Linked DNA regions of Homo sapiens: region 1 is linked to region 2. Evidence: chromatin loops called from intact Hi-C (ENCODE). Cell type or tissue: endothelial cell of umbilical vein. All regions are shown on one strand. Each heading gives the region's core, and the rest is flanking DNA. Links, peaks and the distances in the headings are about the cores only.

What was found. Hi-C counts contacts between places; a loop is a spot of excess contacts. Peaks named below come from ENCODE experiments on the same cell type or tissue, not always from the same donor. Only the 100,000 strongest peaks of a DNase experiment are listed, where the experiment ranks them.
Region 1: a loop joins it to region 2, with 3 times the contacts of the local background. A loop is called at or near these places in 4 of 110 quality-filtered maps.

The regions. Positions count from the first base shown.
Region 1 is chr9:121,959,692-121,968,026 of GRCh38, reverse strand. The region is part of intron 6 of TTLL11 (tubulin tyrosine ligase like 11); the gene reads left to right. Among named protein-coding and RNA genes, the nearest start is that of TTLL11, 130 kb to the left of the region's middle. In endothelial cell of umbilical vein, for the core only: no CTCF peak of the experiment used is centred there; a DNase peak (open chromatin) is centred at 4,166; H3K4me3 peaks cover 301 bases; H3K27ac peaks cover 2,239 bases.
Region 2 is chr9:121,898,223-121,906,557 of GRCh38, reverse strand. All of the region lies in intron 6 of TTLL11 (tubulin tyrosine ligase like 11), which reads left to right. Among named protein-coding and RNA genes, the nearest start is that of TTLL11, 190 kb to the left of the region's middle. In endothelial cell of umbilical vein, for the core only: no CTCF peak of the experiment used is centred there; DNase peaks (open chromatin) are centred at 347 and 3,607; H3K27ac peaks cover 1,386 bases.

The DNA.
Region 1 (8,335 bases), core at 200-8,199, 61 kb before region 2:
AGGAAACCATCAAGCAATCACTCTCCATTCCCCCTCCCCCCACTTCCCGGCAACCAACAGTCTGCTTTCTGTCTCTGCAGATTTAGCTATCCTGGATATTTCATCTGAATAGAATCATACCCTATGCAGTCTTTTGTGATTGGCTTCTTTCACTTAGTATAATATTTTCGAAGTTCACCCTTGTTGTGGCTTGTGTCAGTACTTCATTCCTTTTTACAGCTGAATAATATTCCAAGAGATGGATAGACCACATTTAGTATTCATTTGTCAGTTGATGGACATTTGGGTGGATGCCGTCTCTTTTTCAACCAGAGGGATGCTACAAGGATCTATTTCATATGTTGGCATTCTACATTAGATTTCCTTTGAAGCGAGGGGATCTTTTTTGCTACGAGAAGTTTTTAGAACTCCTGTTTTTATCCAGACTCCTCATTTATTGCTAAAAGCCCAGACCTTAGAACTCATCATGCTGGTCAGTTCCCTGGTTCAAGAACCTCCCTCTGAGGCTGGGCGCGGTGGCTCACGCCTGTAATCCCAGAACCTTGGGAGGCCGAAGCGGGTGGATCACAAGGTCAGCAGTTCGAGACCAGCCTGGCCAACATGGTGAAACCCCATCTTTACTAAAAATACAAAAATTAGCTGGGCCTGGTGGTGGGCACCTGTAATCCCAGCTACTCGGGAGGCTGAGGCAAGAGAATCGCTTGAACCCGGGAGGCGGAGGTTGCAATGAGCCAAGATGGAGCCACTGCACTCCAGCCTGGGCGACAGAGCAAGACTCCTCTCAAAAAAAAAAAAAAAAAAAAAAAAAAAAAAAAATCTCCCGCTGAAGCATCACTGACAGAGGAGCGGCCTGTGTCCTGGCAAGACAATAGACTTGGTATCAGCCAGGCCTGGGATAATGTTCTCAATCTCTGATCATGGCACCCTGGGCTTGGTGGTAAAGTCACTTTGGCCTAATCATGTCTGTAAAATGGAAATCCAGGTACCTCCTTGGCTGGATTGTCATGGTCATGATATGAAATGACACGTGTGAGAAAGGCCCATGGAATCTGAGAGCATTAGACAACAGCTAGTTCTTAGGGTCACCAAGTGGTCAATCAGGCTTTCCTTTAAAATCATGCTCATGGTGACAAATAAGTCACCAGCTGTTGAGGCAAGCTGTTTGAGTTGTGGACATAATGGTTCTGCCCCACTGAATCATACATGGGGAAGCTATGCTGGAGGGAGGTAAGAAACTTGCCCCAAGTCCCAAAGCTAGTAAGAGATAGACTGGAACCTGGGTCCTGGGCCTGACTCCTACACCAATGTTTGCCTGGCCATGAGGCTGTGTTGGTCTCCAGTTTCCATTTCACATTCAAAGCTTAACTTTGAAGGTATGGGAAAAAAATAAGAATAATCAACGGAAAATTTCCTCTTTCACTCAAGGTATTAGGGCAGCCTAAGTCTTTCTTTTTAAAACTTCTGTCAGAGGCAGAAGTAAATAAATTGCAATCTCAATTATTTTTAAAGCAAGATGCTTGTTCCATCAATTGATTAATTTTGGGCTCGAGGGGACCCATTTTACTAGTATTGGGCTCCTTCTCCTGAACATAGATATTTCAGGGAACTGGACTCCTTTCTCAAGAATCATAGCCATTCAGGACCCCAGTGTAATATAAATGAAGACAGAGACAGGCTTGGAGAAATCGGAGGGGGTTTTATTGATATCATGATGCCACGCAATGCCTGGGAGCTGGGTTATGGACTGCTTTCCTCTTATTCAGAGGTATATATTTGGAACATGACTTATATATGGCCCAGAAGCCCCTTTTTCCATGTAACATTTCACAATCCTCTCCCCATTTCATTACTTCCTATCACCCTAACAACCAGGTTTGCTGTAAAGAGAGGAGTCAGCCTGCCAAGCAGCTGTGGTCCTAATTCGGAAGTGTTTGTCCACTAAAGGTTTTATTGGGCACTCAGGCTTTACTTCTTACCTTGTCTCCAAGCACATCTCTTGGGCCCTGTGCCATGTTTGGTGCCAATAGATGAATCCCCAAATCCGGTAGATTCTATGTAGAATCTAGAATAAAGTTGAAACATTCTCAGAGAACAGAAAACAAGGAATCTCCCAGTGGACTCTGTTTTGTGGCTGGGCCTTGTCGTACAACCAAGGAATGTAGCTTTGTCCAATCCTGGAGAAGATTAGAGAAATATTAATCAGAAATTCTCCAGACCCAGAACCCTGCCCCTTAAATTGGTGGCACCTCTTATTGAAGTCCCCTCAAAAATAACGAAGAGGAGTTCTTAACTATCTAAACTAAGCATGCTGTCGTAAGCACAGAACATGATCTTTCTGACTGGAGAATAGATTCTTCCTGAAGAATCATCCGCTATCCTGCTGAATGGCCCATTCATGTGTGCACTGCTGACCTCCAGTTGAAATTCTGGGCTCAATTGATTCCTGAGGTGATATGGTTTGGCTCTGTGTCCCTACCCAAATCTCATCTCGGATTGTAATCCCCACAAGACCTGGTGGGAGGGGATTGGATCATGGGGGCAGTTTCCCCCATGCTGTTCTCGTGATAACGAGTGAATTCTCATGAGATGTGATGGTTTAAAACTGTGTGGCAGCTCCCGCTTCTCTCTCTTTCCTGCCACCTTGTGAAGAAGGTCCTTGCTTCCCCTTTGCCTTCCGCCATGATTGTAAGTTTCCTGAGGCCTCCCAGTCATGCTTGCTGTTAAGCCTGCAGAACTCTAAGTCAGTTAAACCTCTTCATCATAAATTACCCAGTCTCAAGTAGTTCTTTATAGCAGTGTGAAAACAGACTAATACATGAGAGTTCAATCAGGAACCCTGACCCTGCAGACCAGCACACATTGACCCCAAGCACCTTTGAAGATTTTACATAAATAAAAAAGTCTGGGTCACAGAGAAATGAATATTTGCATACTTATTTGAATTTCATTTGTACCATGTGTGGATTAGAGAAACAGATATTTATTTATCTCGAGTGTTTATTGAGCACTTACTGTGTGTCAGGGGAAGACTGCAGAAGTGAATTAGATCGCCAGCCAGTAGGGGTGGCAAGACCCACGCATCAATATCTGTAAGGTGGAATGTGCTAAGTACTGCAAGCATAAAGACAAATTGCCAAGAGAGGCAGGTGTGGGGAGAGGTTATTTCCTGATGGGAAGAACTTTTAAAAACTGACAAGGAGGTGGCACTTGACCTGAGGTTTAAAGCGTGAGTAGGATTTGAAATATGAAAATGAGGGGAAGGAGGTCCCTAGTGAAGAAAACAAAGGCACAAGGCTCTGTTGGGGGAGCCTCGAGGAGTTCAGGTAGGCAGGAGGGATGGGTGCATGGAGTGTATTAGGAGAGAGGAAGGTGGGAGCTAGATGGAAACCCAAAGCCGGAGGTTTATGGCCTTGAATGTCAAGAAATTTGAGGCCAGGCACGGTGGCTCACACCTGTAATCCCAGCACTTTGGGATGCCTAGGCGGTGGATCACATGAAGTCAGAAGTTCAAGACCAGCCTGGCCAACTTGGTAAAACCCCATCTCTACTAAAAATATAAAAATTAGCCAGGCATGGTGGCACATCCCTGTAATCCCAGCTACTCAGGAGGCTAAGGCAGGAGAATCGCTTGAACCCAGGAGTCAGAGGTTGCAGTGAGCTGAGATCACACCATTGCTCTCCAGCCTAGGCAACAGAGGGAGACTCAGTCTCCAAAAAACAAAAAACAAAAAACAAAAAAAAGGAAAAGAAATTTGAGCTTGTTTTTGTGTGTGATTTTTTTTCCTCTCCTCTAATGAATGTGTCACAGTCTTTATTCTTAGTCCCTGGCACAGTATTCGAAACCTTTTTTTTTTTTCCAACTTTTATTTCAGGGTCGGGGGTCCATGAGCAGGTTTGTTATGGAGTTGTTTTTCTATCTGGAATGCATGAAGTCTTGAAAGGTATCTGTGATTTTGTGTATATGTGTATTTTTTTTCTGGAGCAAAAGCCAGAAATTTCATCATATTTTCAAAAAGTGAAGAACCGAACTGTCATCCTATTATCGTTGGAGGCTATAAAAAGCCACAACTTGTCTGAGGTTCCTGACTTCAAGATACATTGCGTTCCCCATACCTTGAAAGGTCTCAGGTTTCAGATGATAGCAAATGAGAAAAATGTGCATACATTTTCAAGTGTGAGCAGGAAGGAGATGACTAATGATAAGTGCATTATTTTATGTGCAAGAAGTAAAACCAGACAACTCTCTTCCGTTGAAAACGTTTAAGCATTAAGTCAGAAGTAATCAGCAAAAGCCTTATTTGTGGGAAGTCTGTTGAGAGGGAACCATTTCCAAGATGTATGGGGAAGAATTTCCTGAGCTGATGTGAGAGTGTCATTCCACAGGGCCATCAGACAGGAGCCGAGCCCCTCTGCCGGCAGGTAGGCATGCTCTCCCTCTTGCCGTGGGTGGAGTAGATGGGAAACTAGATGAGCATATGGCCAGTCAGTCACCATTACGGGGAAATGGCAGTGCTGAATTCTTTGTGGGCCCTTCCAAAGTTATTCCAGGTAGTGATGAGGTAGCAAATGTGTTTGGAAATTTCCTTAGGAGTTGCACCAGTGAACCTTAAATGTTCGTGTGCTTTTAGAATCAGCAGTTGTTAGCCCAGAACACAGCACATGCTGGGCTTAGGAGACCAAGGTTTTAGTATCAGCTCCACCTTGGTCTCAGAAAAGTCACTTAGACTTTCTGGAGTTCAGTTTCTTCATTAGAAAAAAAGGGGAATAATAGTTTCTGCTCTGCCTGGTTCACAGGGGAGTGTTTCTTGGGTGCTGACCGTGTATAGCATGGTAGTAAATGTTCACATATAGTCCCAGCTAGTCCTCACGTAGGATCTGCAGTAGGGGCTATGACTACCTCTATTTTATAGATGAGGACATCGAGGCTTGGAGAGGTTGAGTGGCATGGCCAAGTCCACCTGCTTATGAGAGACAGACTGAGATTTAAAGCCAGGTCTGTCTAGCTCTCGCCCTGCAAGAGAACAGACGTGCAGATATTTAGCACATGAAAGAGATGGGTGCCTGCAAGGCGTTAGCATTCCCTGGTTGGGTTCATGCCTATCCAAGGCCTGTTCTCTGTCTGTAAACTTTGGGGCAGGGTCTCATGTCTCTATCTCCAGGGCCAAGCGCAGAACCCAAGCAGGTGCTTATGGGTAAGGAAGGTCTATGGTCAGTGAGGCGGTGACTTTATTTTCAATAATGTTCACAACCAGAATGAATATAAAGTAAGCCAATGTACAAAGAAGAGTGACTTAAAGCAGGATCTCACATGAGACAAGAGAGAGTCCAAGACAGAAAATTCCCCATTTGCAGTTATGTGTTCCAGACTGGAGAACAGGCTGAAGTTTCATAAGAAGACCTGGTGAGCCAAGGACTAGATTGAGTCATATGAAATCACTGATAGTAGACAACTTCTGGAATACAAGAATGGCAATGTCATATGGTTTAACCTAATAGTTGGCTGGGAATGGTCAAGACAAGCTTCTTGAAGAACATAAAGAAGGTGGGGCTTGCACTAGCTTGGGCTTGGATAAGTAAGAATATATAAGTAGGCTTGGGAGAGGAAGTATGGAGGCAGGAAGCAGGTGACAGGGTTGGGTGGAGCTGGGGAGGCACAAGTGGTGGGTCAGGACCACCCATCATAGTTCCAAAGGGGCGTTTTGGGGTGGAGAAGACAGATGCTGCTTCCCTGCTGCCCATTTCGTATTAAAATGTTTTCCTCATTATGAAAGTAATGTGTGCTTATTGTGGAAAAATTGGGAAGTACTGAAAAGTGCATAGCATGACATCTCCCTCAAAGTCAGCCACCCAGAGCTAACCTGATTAACTTTTTACTTAATAAAAATAGTATAATCTTCTCCTGTCATTTATAGTTGAAGCCATACTGTCTGTGTAATTTTGGTATGCTGTTTTTATTTTTCTCCTTTTTTATGGGATGGAGTCTCACTCTGTTGCCCAAGCTGGAGTGCAGTGGCACGATCTCAGCTCACTGCAACCTCTGCCTCCCAGGTTCAAGTGGTTCTCCTGCCTCAGCCTCCCGAGTAGCTGGTATCACAGGCACCCACCACCACGCCTGGCTAATTTTTGTATTTTTAGTAGAGACGGGGTTTCACCATGTTGGCCAGGCTGGTCTTGAACTCCTGACCTCAGGCAATTCACCCGCCTCAGCCTCCCAAAGTGCTGGGATTACAGGTGTGAGCCATGGCACCTGGCCTATTTTTCTCCCTTTTATAAGGCAGTTATTGCCCCTTTCTCATTTATAACTCTTCTTGAACATCATTTTCATCAATGACTGGACCAGAGTTTACCTCCCTATTGGAGAATGTTCAGTTTATTTCTAGCATCTATGCTTAAAGCTCTGTGTGCAATGAGAATGGTGTCGTAGGGTAGAGAGAGTCCCTGGGGCAGCAGGAATAGAGATGTACTCTGGTTTTCAATGTAGAGTAGAAGAGTGGAGTGGGTGAGGGTTGGGACCCTGGAGCGAGACTCTTGGGGGTAAATTTGGCTCTGGCATTTATCACCATAAATAGGGCAGAGATTCCCACTCTCCGTACTTTTTTTTTTCATCCATAAAAGGGAGTTTTCAGTTGGATGTTTTTAAACCTACAAAGCAGTGAGAAGTTCTTAATTTGGAGAGAAGGAATATGTTGCTTATTCCTAAGAAAGTATTTGACATGGAAAATATCCAATCTGAATGTAGTTAAATAAACTGAACAATATGTGTAAGCTGAAAGGGTTTCTTTTTTTTTCTTGAGGAAAAAAGTGTGGAGGAAGAGGTGGTAAAGTGGGAAGAGTGCTACAGCAGTGCCAGGTTCATCTTCGACCGTGAGGATGGACTTGATTTTCTTCTAATGATCTGTTAGATTATCAGAAATGGAAGATCAAAATGAAAGCCAGTTTCAGTCATCATTTGAAAACCCTTGGTTATCACACCAAGTGTTTGGCAGTGTTCTCTAGCTGCTTTCCTTCCTTTTCTTTTGAAGCAATTTCCATTTCTTCCTTCACTTTAAGCAGCTGAAGAGCCCTTTGCAACCCTCATCACAGAGGCTAATGAGAGAGGTGGGAGAGGGAGGAATTTGAGCGGTTCAGAGCAGGAGGATCCACCCCCAGGCTCATCCTCTCTGGGCGTGCATCTCATCAGTGAGAGTCAGCAGCCTTCTGTGTCTAGCTGTGGGGCTGGCTTTCCTGGATGTGCAATTCCTGTCTTGGGGGATGCCTTTATTTACTTAGAGAGGATCATTTTCTTCCCCCGGACTGCGCCATGCCTCTGCAGCACCGTAGACCGGTCCTGAGAAACTGCTAAGGTGTGAACGAATGCAAGTATGCATACGTGCATGAATGAGTGCTGAGGGCTTGCTACATGTAGGTTCTGTGCTAGAGGCTGGATCGGTGATGCCCGTAGCCTCTGTGAGGTGCAGGAGGCAGCAGAAGCACCAACAGCCAGGTGAGCCAGGCCTGGGCATGAGGAGATGTGGGTCAGGAAGGAGGCAGTGAGGGAGACCTAAGCCAAGGAAGCAAATCTTGGTGAGGGCTGCAAGGCAGGACAGGACATGGGGCTCTCAGAGCATGGACAGCTCCAGAACATTCATAGCTGTATTGACAAATTTATAAAAGCTCTAAGCTGGAATCAACCTAATGTCCACCAACAGAATAATGCACTCATTATGGTTATTCACTCACTGGAGTACTATACGTCAATGAAAATGCATGAATTATAGCTTCGTGCATGGATATTGAGGTACAGCAAAAGAAGCAAGTCATACAAGAACATCTACAGTACAGTTCAACGAAATAAAATTCAGAACAGGCAAAACTAAACTTTGTTTTATAGAAGTGTAACCCTAAGTAGTCAAATATGAAGAAAAGTGAGAAAAAAGATCAGAAGTTTAAGGTGGTTACTTCTGGGCAGGGATGGGCAGCGGGAGGTGTGATCTGAGAGGGTTACAGGTGGAGGCTGAGATGTGGCTATGTTCTATTTCTTAACCCAGGTGGTGGCTGTATAGGTTTTAGAATTATTCTTTAAATGTATGTATCTATGTTATACATGCTTGTATATGTGTGATATTTGAAAATTTTACAGAAAAAAATAAAGAAGTCCAATGTATAATACAGATCACAGTGAGCAAGCAGGGACGGTGTCAAGAGATGGGGCCAGAGCTGCAGGGCCTAATTAATGAGTCAAGTCAAGCATTTGGCTTTTCCTCCTAAAAGCAACAGACAGATTTTCAAAGCAGGCTGACACGATGAGGTTTATGTTTTAAAACCATCACTTTGGCTGCAGCATGAAAGCCAAGTT
Region 2 (8,335 bases), core at 158-8,157:
TTCTGTGCTAAGTCTAGGGAAACACACTAGGTTTCGCCTTCCAGGAGCACCCATCCTAATGGGAGACTTGAACAAATAACTGTGATGGGATAAAGACAAAGACAAGTGTTAAATGAGGCACTGGTGATGAGCAGGGCAGAGAAGGAAGAGTGATTGATTCTGCCTGGAGGGATCAGGGGAGGGTTCATGGAGAAGACAGATTTTTTTTTTTTTAAAAATTATTACATAAATGGATCTGAGCAGCTGACATCCCAAGTTCCCATGCTACTCAAGAAACTCAGAAATAGAGTTCACTGTTTCCAATTCTGGCTGTTTAGGCTGCTGACTCAGATTCAGATTCATAGCTTTGAGGAGAAGAGTCTAAAAAATAATTAGAGATACAAATCTTCATGACAATTTCCTGTTATTAGGAAAGTGATTGCAGGTCATTTGAAAATATTGCCTAATCTCATTACTTCCAGTTTCCCATACTCCTGTGTGAAATATTTTTAAGCCCATATTTGTGTTGAAATTAATAGAAAAAGTATCACCCTATTTTATTGTGATCTCAGTAGTTAACTTCATGGCAAACAAAAGATTATAGATGAAAAATCTTTGAATTGGTGACTATGAATTTATTCTTTAACAACTCACAAAGTCATAGACTAAAGCCAGATTGTATATCAAGGGCCTTAAAATGTTCACACTTGTTGACTTAGAAATTTCACTTCTAGGAATTTGCACCAAAGACATAATCCAAAATTATGAGAAAGATTTTTTTGCACAAATAGGTTCATCCAAGCAGTGACAAATTAGAAACAATGTAAATATGGGTTAGCTTGAGGGATTGTCATTCTGTCATTAAAGATGATGTCTATAGGTAAACTTGGTGATATGGCAAAAATGCTTATAATAAAATGTTAAATGGCTGGGTGCAGTGGCTCATGCCTGTAATCCTAGCACTTTGGGAGGCTGAGACAGGCAGATTGTCTGAGCTCAGGAGTTCAAGGCCAGCCTGGGCAACATGGTGAAACCTCGTCTCTACTAAAAATACAAAAAATTAGCCAGGCTTGATGATGTGTGCCTGTAATCCCAGCTACTCAGGAGGCTGAGGCATGAGAATAGCTTGAACCCTGGAGATGGAGGTTGCAGTGAGCCGAGTTCGTGCCATCTCACTCCAGCCTGGGTGACGAAGCAAGACTCTGTCTCAAAAAAAAAAAAAAAGTTAAATGTAAAATCAGGTTTTAAAATTGTATGTATAGTGTGACTTCAGCTATGTGAAAATATTATGTGCATCCAAGAGGAGTGGAAAGGGATTTATCAAAATACTAAAAGTGATAATTTCTGGATAGTGAGATTACATATGAGAGTTTTGTTCTCTTGCCTATATAGTTCTATATTTTTCATTTTCATGTCTTCTACAGAGAGATATAATATTACAATATTAGAACCAGTGATATTACAGAGAACCCCCGCAACTTGGATCACCACTAGTGAGCAATGTACAGCATAGGCCAGCACGTTCTGAGGGCCTGGGGAACAATCCAGAAAGTTAGCTGAGCTTTTCAAAGTGAAAGAACATGACAAAACAAACTTGGATTTGTTTGTGTCCATATCTGTGGGTCCAAAATGGCAAAAGGAGCATCGACGTCCATACATGAGTCAATACTGGCAACTAGACGCTGGTGGCCTCATGGTTTCATGAGCTCAGGTTATTCACGGCTGGACCCAGATAGCACGAAGGTTATCTGTGGGGACTAACACCTGTTGCCTTGGTAGAAAAAGGAAACAAGGGCATGGCAGGGGCCAGTCAAACGGGCAGGGATCCTGGTCAGGTTGTCTCCCTTGTGGAAAACAAGGTACCGACCAGGAACAAGGGCAGAAGCCCAGTTGGAAGAAATTGACCTGGCTCCATGAGGATGGGGTCGGTAGCTACTAGAGCCTGAGGTTTCTCTTATGTGTGAGGATTCCAGACTTAAATCAGAAGGAACACCACCAGGGCAAAGGCGATTGTTGGGCCTGGACTGGCTCAAGGCTCCAACAGGGCTGAATCCGCTGGTGTGGCTCCAGATGGGCCACACATTAAACATGTAGGAATGTATTGGGCTGGGCGTGGTGGCTCACGCCTGTAATCCCAGCACTTTTGGAGGCCGAGGCGGGCAGATCACGAGGTCAAGAGATTGACACCATACTGGCTAATACGGTGAAACCCTGTCTCTACTAAAAATACAAAAATTAGCTGGGCGTGGTGGTGCGTGCCTATAGTCCTAGCTACTCAGGAGGCTGAGGCAGGAGAATGGCTTGAACCCGGGAGGCGGAGGTTGCAGTGAGCCAAGATCGTGCCACTGCATGCCAGCCTGGCGATAGAGCGAGACTCCGTCTCAAAAAAAAAAAAAAAAGAATGTATCAAAGCCACACAGTTGCAGATGTCCCTTGGATGATCATTATGAAATGTGGAAATAGTTTTAGTTGTTAGTATTTTCTCCAAATGCTGTTCCCCCAAGAGAACTCTGTCATGAATATGGGAATTAACGCGGTTTATGTTTCATGGACAGGCTTAGCCCGGGCATGAAGCTGAGTTGGCTTGTATATTTAACCCACGTTGTATTTGGTATCCCTGAGCTGAGCTGGAAAACCCTGCAAACTCCCAGCTATAAAATAACAAGATAAATGTCACTCCATTCAAAGCACAGAAGAAAAGATACACCTCAATATTTTCTTTCAATACTTTACATTTACCTAATCCTTTTAATTGTACCATCCGATTTGCTTTTACTGACAGATTCACGAAGTATAGACGTGGCAGAACCAGAGAGGTTGGTGACTGCCTTATACCAGCCACTGGGCGCCTATGGGATATCTGTGTGTGTAAAATGAGTGTTTAAAACATTTTATAAAAAATAATGTGCATAAAAATAAATACATGTAATCTCATATTCATACGTTACATGTATATATTTATATAAAATCTCACCTAATCTTCACAACAACCTTACAAGGGAGGTATTACCTTCATTTTAAGGATAAGAAAACAGAAGATCTGAAGAGTTAAGTGAACTTGCCCAAGTCACACAGCATCTCAGTGACAGAGTTGGGATGTGAACCCAGTTTTGAGTTTAAAACAGGTGCTGCTTTTACCAGTGCCATCCAGCTTTGCCATACATATGATAGGTACTTTTCAGCCAAGCCCTGGGGACTGCCAAAGATTTAGCTAAGTGTTCTTCCCATGCCCTCAGAATTTCTGTGTTCTAAAAAACCCAAGAGCAAAAAGCAGTACGGCAGGATGGAAAGAGTGGGACTCGGGCTCCAATCCTGACTCTCCTATTTGTTGTGATGCTGGGCAAGCTCCTCTCTTTAATCTTTAGTTTTTCTGTCTGTAAAATAGGGAGCCTGTTGCATTGCAGGCGTGGTATGAGGATTAGAGGATCTATGTGAAATACAGTGCAGTTTCAGGTACATTGCAGGCCTCTGAGAGTTGGCCCATTGTGACTATTACCTTTGGACCGAGGCCATCAGAGAATGTGTCTGAACTTCTGGATAAGGAAATGTGGTTACAGTAGTCATAGGAAAGCCCCCAAGCAGCTGGGCTCATTTGAGATAAGAGTCCCAGGGGTAGATGATATAGTCTATAGTGTAGAACCTGCAGATATCCCCCATCTGATAACCTGTGACTCTGTGAGAGAGAGAAAATGCTTGCTGAATGTCAGAGCAGAAAAGGCTCTAGAGTTTCCCAACACGTGTTACAATGACGAACTAGAAGTCCACAGAGAATGGCATGGCTGACCATTCCTGTGGCCACTGACCATTCCTGTGGCCCTGGGTCTGCTGTTTAACTCCCATCTGCGTCAGAAAAGAAGCATCTGGACTCCACTAAAAACACATAAATGGAGGGCTTGCTGATGACTTACTCAAACTCAGTACAGGCACGAAAAAGGAGAGTGAGATAAACCCGTCAACATCCCATTAAGGACCTTTAAAAAAAAAAACAACTCGGTAGAAACTCCAGGCTAAACAGATCAAGCATAAACCCAGCTGCACACAATTAAAGACACACTAAGCCTAAAGTGGGACACAGGGAATTGAAACAGTCTGTGAGAAACATCTTTTTCTCCAAGGTTCCTAACTACTCTGGTTTAGCTAATGCTTAGAGGGAAATGCCTCGCACAGAACAATGGAAAAAGTAAGAACTCAGGAGTCAGGCAGACTTTTATTCAAAACCACCTCCATCATGGCACACCTGTGCACTCTGGTAACTTAAAAGGATGTTCTTAAAGAATAGTGAAGTCCAGGAAAATATGTTCATCATAGTTTGGGTGGAGGAAAAAGCTTTCAAAATAACAAATACGGAGGATCTATTTTATATAGATAAGGAAGGATAGGCACCAAAGTGTTCACTGGTTGCTTCTGGGCTGTAGGATGAGAAATGGTTTTTATTTTCATCTTGATTGCCCATGGTTTTATTTTTTCTTTATAGAGGATATATATTATTTTTATAAAGAGAGAAAAGCAATGAAAGTAATTTTTGTGTGATCACACAATAGATCTTCTGTGTCTAACAATATTACAGATTAGATATCTGAAGAAACTCCCCAGTACATGCTGGCTAAAAAATAAATAAATAAAAAATAAAAAATTTAATGTAGGAATGTGCTGGCAGGAAAGTACAAAAAAATTATCAGAAGCCAGAAGCAATGAGAAAACACAAAGTAATGAGGAAACACAGCTTCAGAGGGAGTGAACAGGTGTTGAAACTGGGGTTTCCGTGCAAGCATCTGACAATCCCTTGTGGCCTAGACCTTGGGGCCACATGGAGACAAGAAACAAAGTCTAGAGACCCAACAATGAGGGAAATTAGATTGGAAACTCCCACATAAAACCAGGACCACTGAAAGATCACATTCTCAGCGAGTGAACCAGGAAAAACCCATCCCGCAGGGCAATATAGGGATACTTACCAGTGTTGGCCTTGGTTCTCGGGGGAGGGAAAGACAGTGTCTTCTTTAAGAGCCATAAGCCCAATCTCACAAGAGTTTGGAGTTGGAATTCACATTATCTGTGTGACTTGAAAAACAGAATACTTATAATTTAGTTCAAAGCTGTTCTAAGTTGTTGGTGTTCCCAGACACATGACAGAAGCAAACACAGTTCTTCTCTGACAAAATGAACTTTAAGCCTGGAACACTAAGAATTCCTACCAATGAAGATCCAAAGGGTAGTCTTAGCCAGAGCAATCAGGCAAGAAAAAAAAGTAAAAGGCATCCAAATAGGCAAAGAAGAAGTCAAACTATTTCTCTCCACCGATGATGTGATTCTATACCTAGAAAACCCTAAAGACTCTGCTAAAAGGCTACTAAGAACTGATAAACAATTTTAGTAAAGTTTCAGGATACTAAATCAGTATACAAAAATCAGTAGTATTTTCTATACACCAATAATATCCTGGCTGAGAGTCAAATCAAGAGCACAATCCCATTTACAGTAGCCACAAAGAGGTTGAAATACCAGGCAGGGTGTGGTGGCTCACTCCTGTAATCCCAGCACTTTGGGAGGCTAAGGTGGGAGGATCTCTTGAGTCCAGGAGTTCAAGACCAGCCTGGGCAACATGGTGAGACCCCATCTCTATACACCTGTAGTCTCAGCTACTCAGGAGGCTGAGGCGGGAGGACCACTTGAGTCCAGGAGGTTGAGGCTGCAGTGAGCCGTGATAGTACCACTGCACTCCAGTCTGGGCAACAGAGTGAGACCCTATCTCAAAAATAAATAAGCAAATAAAAATAAAATAGGAACTCAGTGGGTTTAATGGCAGATTAGACTCACTTAAAAATAAATTAGAGACCTGATAAACAACTGAAAGATACATTTGAAGAAATTAGTCAGAATTTAGCACAAACAAATAATGAGATGGGAAACACAATGGAAGAATTTTAAGAATGTAGGATAGAATAAGAAGGTCATACATCCAATGGGAGTTCCAGAAGGAGATAATAGAAAGAAGGTAGAGAGTTGATATTCAAAGACGTTAAGGCTGAGAATTTTCCAATGAGAATAGAAACGAAAGACATCAATGATCTTTGACAGGAAGCCCACTGAATTTCAAGCAAAATAAAAAGAAATCCACGGGTAGATATACTGTGAAACTGCTAAATAACAAAGACAAAGAAAAGATCATAAAAGCTACCAGAGATACAAGGCAGATTATGTGCTAACACACAGTGGTAATTAAGACTGACAGCTGACTTCGCAACAGTAACAATGCAATTCACAAGTCAGTGAAATCTGTTTGAGTGCTCAGAGAAAATAACTGAAAACTTAGAATTATGTACTCTATGAACCTGTCTTTCAAGAGAAGAGGCAAAATAAAGACGCTTGAGAACTAGGAGCAACAGACCCTCACTAAAGGCAAGATGCTCTAGTTAAATGCTAAATTTAGGTCCAGAGGCCATTGGGACTATTAGGAGACACCCTTGTGTGATGTGGAGAGTGTAATAAACACAGGCATTAGAGAGGCTGTCCTGGTTTCAAATCTCACTTACTAGGCATAAGTACTTTTTGAGCCATTCTTGTCACTCATTGGCTACTGTTTCTTCCTCCATAAAGTGGGGGAAATAGTGTCTACTGCATAGGGTTATTGACAGAGTTAAATAAGATACAATGTAAAACTCCTAAGAGACATTTGGAAGGGTAATTTTTAAATTTAGTCATTCAACATGTGTTTACCAAGCATGTGATATGCACGTGGCACTGTCTTTAGTCACTGGGAATGTAGCAGAGAATGAAACAGACAAAAACCCAAATGTCATGGAGCTTACGTTCTAGTGGTGGTGGGATAGAAGAAGGGAGAAAATGGAGGAAAAAATTAATTAAAATATAGGGTGGGCCTGGCAAGGTATCTCATGCTTGTAATCTCAGCACTTTGGGAGACTGAGGCAGGAGGATTGCTTGAGGCCAGGAGTTCAAGACCAGCCTGGGCAACATAGCAAGACCCTGTCTCTACAAAAAATAAAAATAAATTAGCTGGGCATGGTGGTGCACCTGTAGTCCCAACCACTTGGGAGGCTGAGGCAGGAGGATCTTTTGAGCCCAGGCATTCAAGGCCGCAGTGAGCTTTAATTGTGCCACTGCACTCCAGCTTGGGTGAAAGACTGAGACTCTGTCTCTAAATGTGTGTGTGTGTGTATATATATATATATATATATATATGTATATATATATACACACACACATACACACACACACAGAGTGAATTAATAGGTGATAAGTATTAAGACAGAAAAAATAAAGCAGAGAAGTGCATAAAGAGTGTTTAGGGCAGGGCTTATTGAGAAGGCGGTGTTGAGTAAACACGCAGAGGATAGAGGGAGCAAGCTGAGGGAGGAAGAGCTCTCCAGGCAGGGCAGCCATCAAGTGCAGAGGCCTTGAGACGGAGTTGTGCCTGGCAAGTTCAAGGAGCTGCAAGGTGGCCAGCAGAGCTGGAGCAGAGGGGCCCAGGGAGGAGGTGATGTAAGCAGCTCATTGACACAGCATGGCCCCTGACAGGGGCTCAGGTCTGATGAGCACAGGGGCTGATGGAGCAGGAGAGGGCCCCTCTGCAATGCCAAGATTTCCCGAGTTATCAGGAGCCAGGCAAAGAAGAAGGGCACCCAGCAACAGAAGCAGGCATGAGGACAAGGAGAGGGTGCTTATGGCTCCTTCCCTGCCCAGCAGCTGGCCAGACATGCATCTCACCACATTCCTCAGCTGCACACGTGGATGTGTTGCGTGAAGTCTAAACCATGTATGTGGCTGTAGTCTTAGCCACTCAGGAGGCTGAGGCAAGAGGATCGCTTGATCCCAGAGGTTTGAGGCTGCAGTGAGTGGTGATCATGCTGCTGCACTGATGGAGATGGCCAGAATGACCTGCTCCCATTAAGTGCCATGCCCAGGGAGCCCACCGTGCCTGGCCCATCGGTGGACACACGGCCATCAAGCACTTGACCTTGGGTTGCTCTGTGGTGGGAGCGTTAGGACCCTGCATTGCCAGAGCCCCCACACTGGCAGCCATTTTGCCTTCCAGGCCTGGCCCTGCCCCACCCTCTCAGGCCTGTCATTCCCTTGGGCCTATGGTTTCCTGTCCTGGCTCCCTGTTCCACTTCAGCCACCTCTGCTATCCCTATTGCAGCCAGTGGGGTTACCCCATCTGCCTGAAGCCCCCACATCCCCTTTTCAGGGCCAAAGAGGCAGCAGCAGTGCCTCCTGGCCCCTCACTTGAGAACAGGGCTCCCCAGCCTCCTTTTTCCCAAGCACCGTCTCTCCCTTTCTAGCGTCCCAGCTTTTCTCTCTGTGGGGGTGGGGGTGGTGACAGCAGGTTTTAAGAATG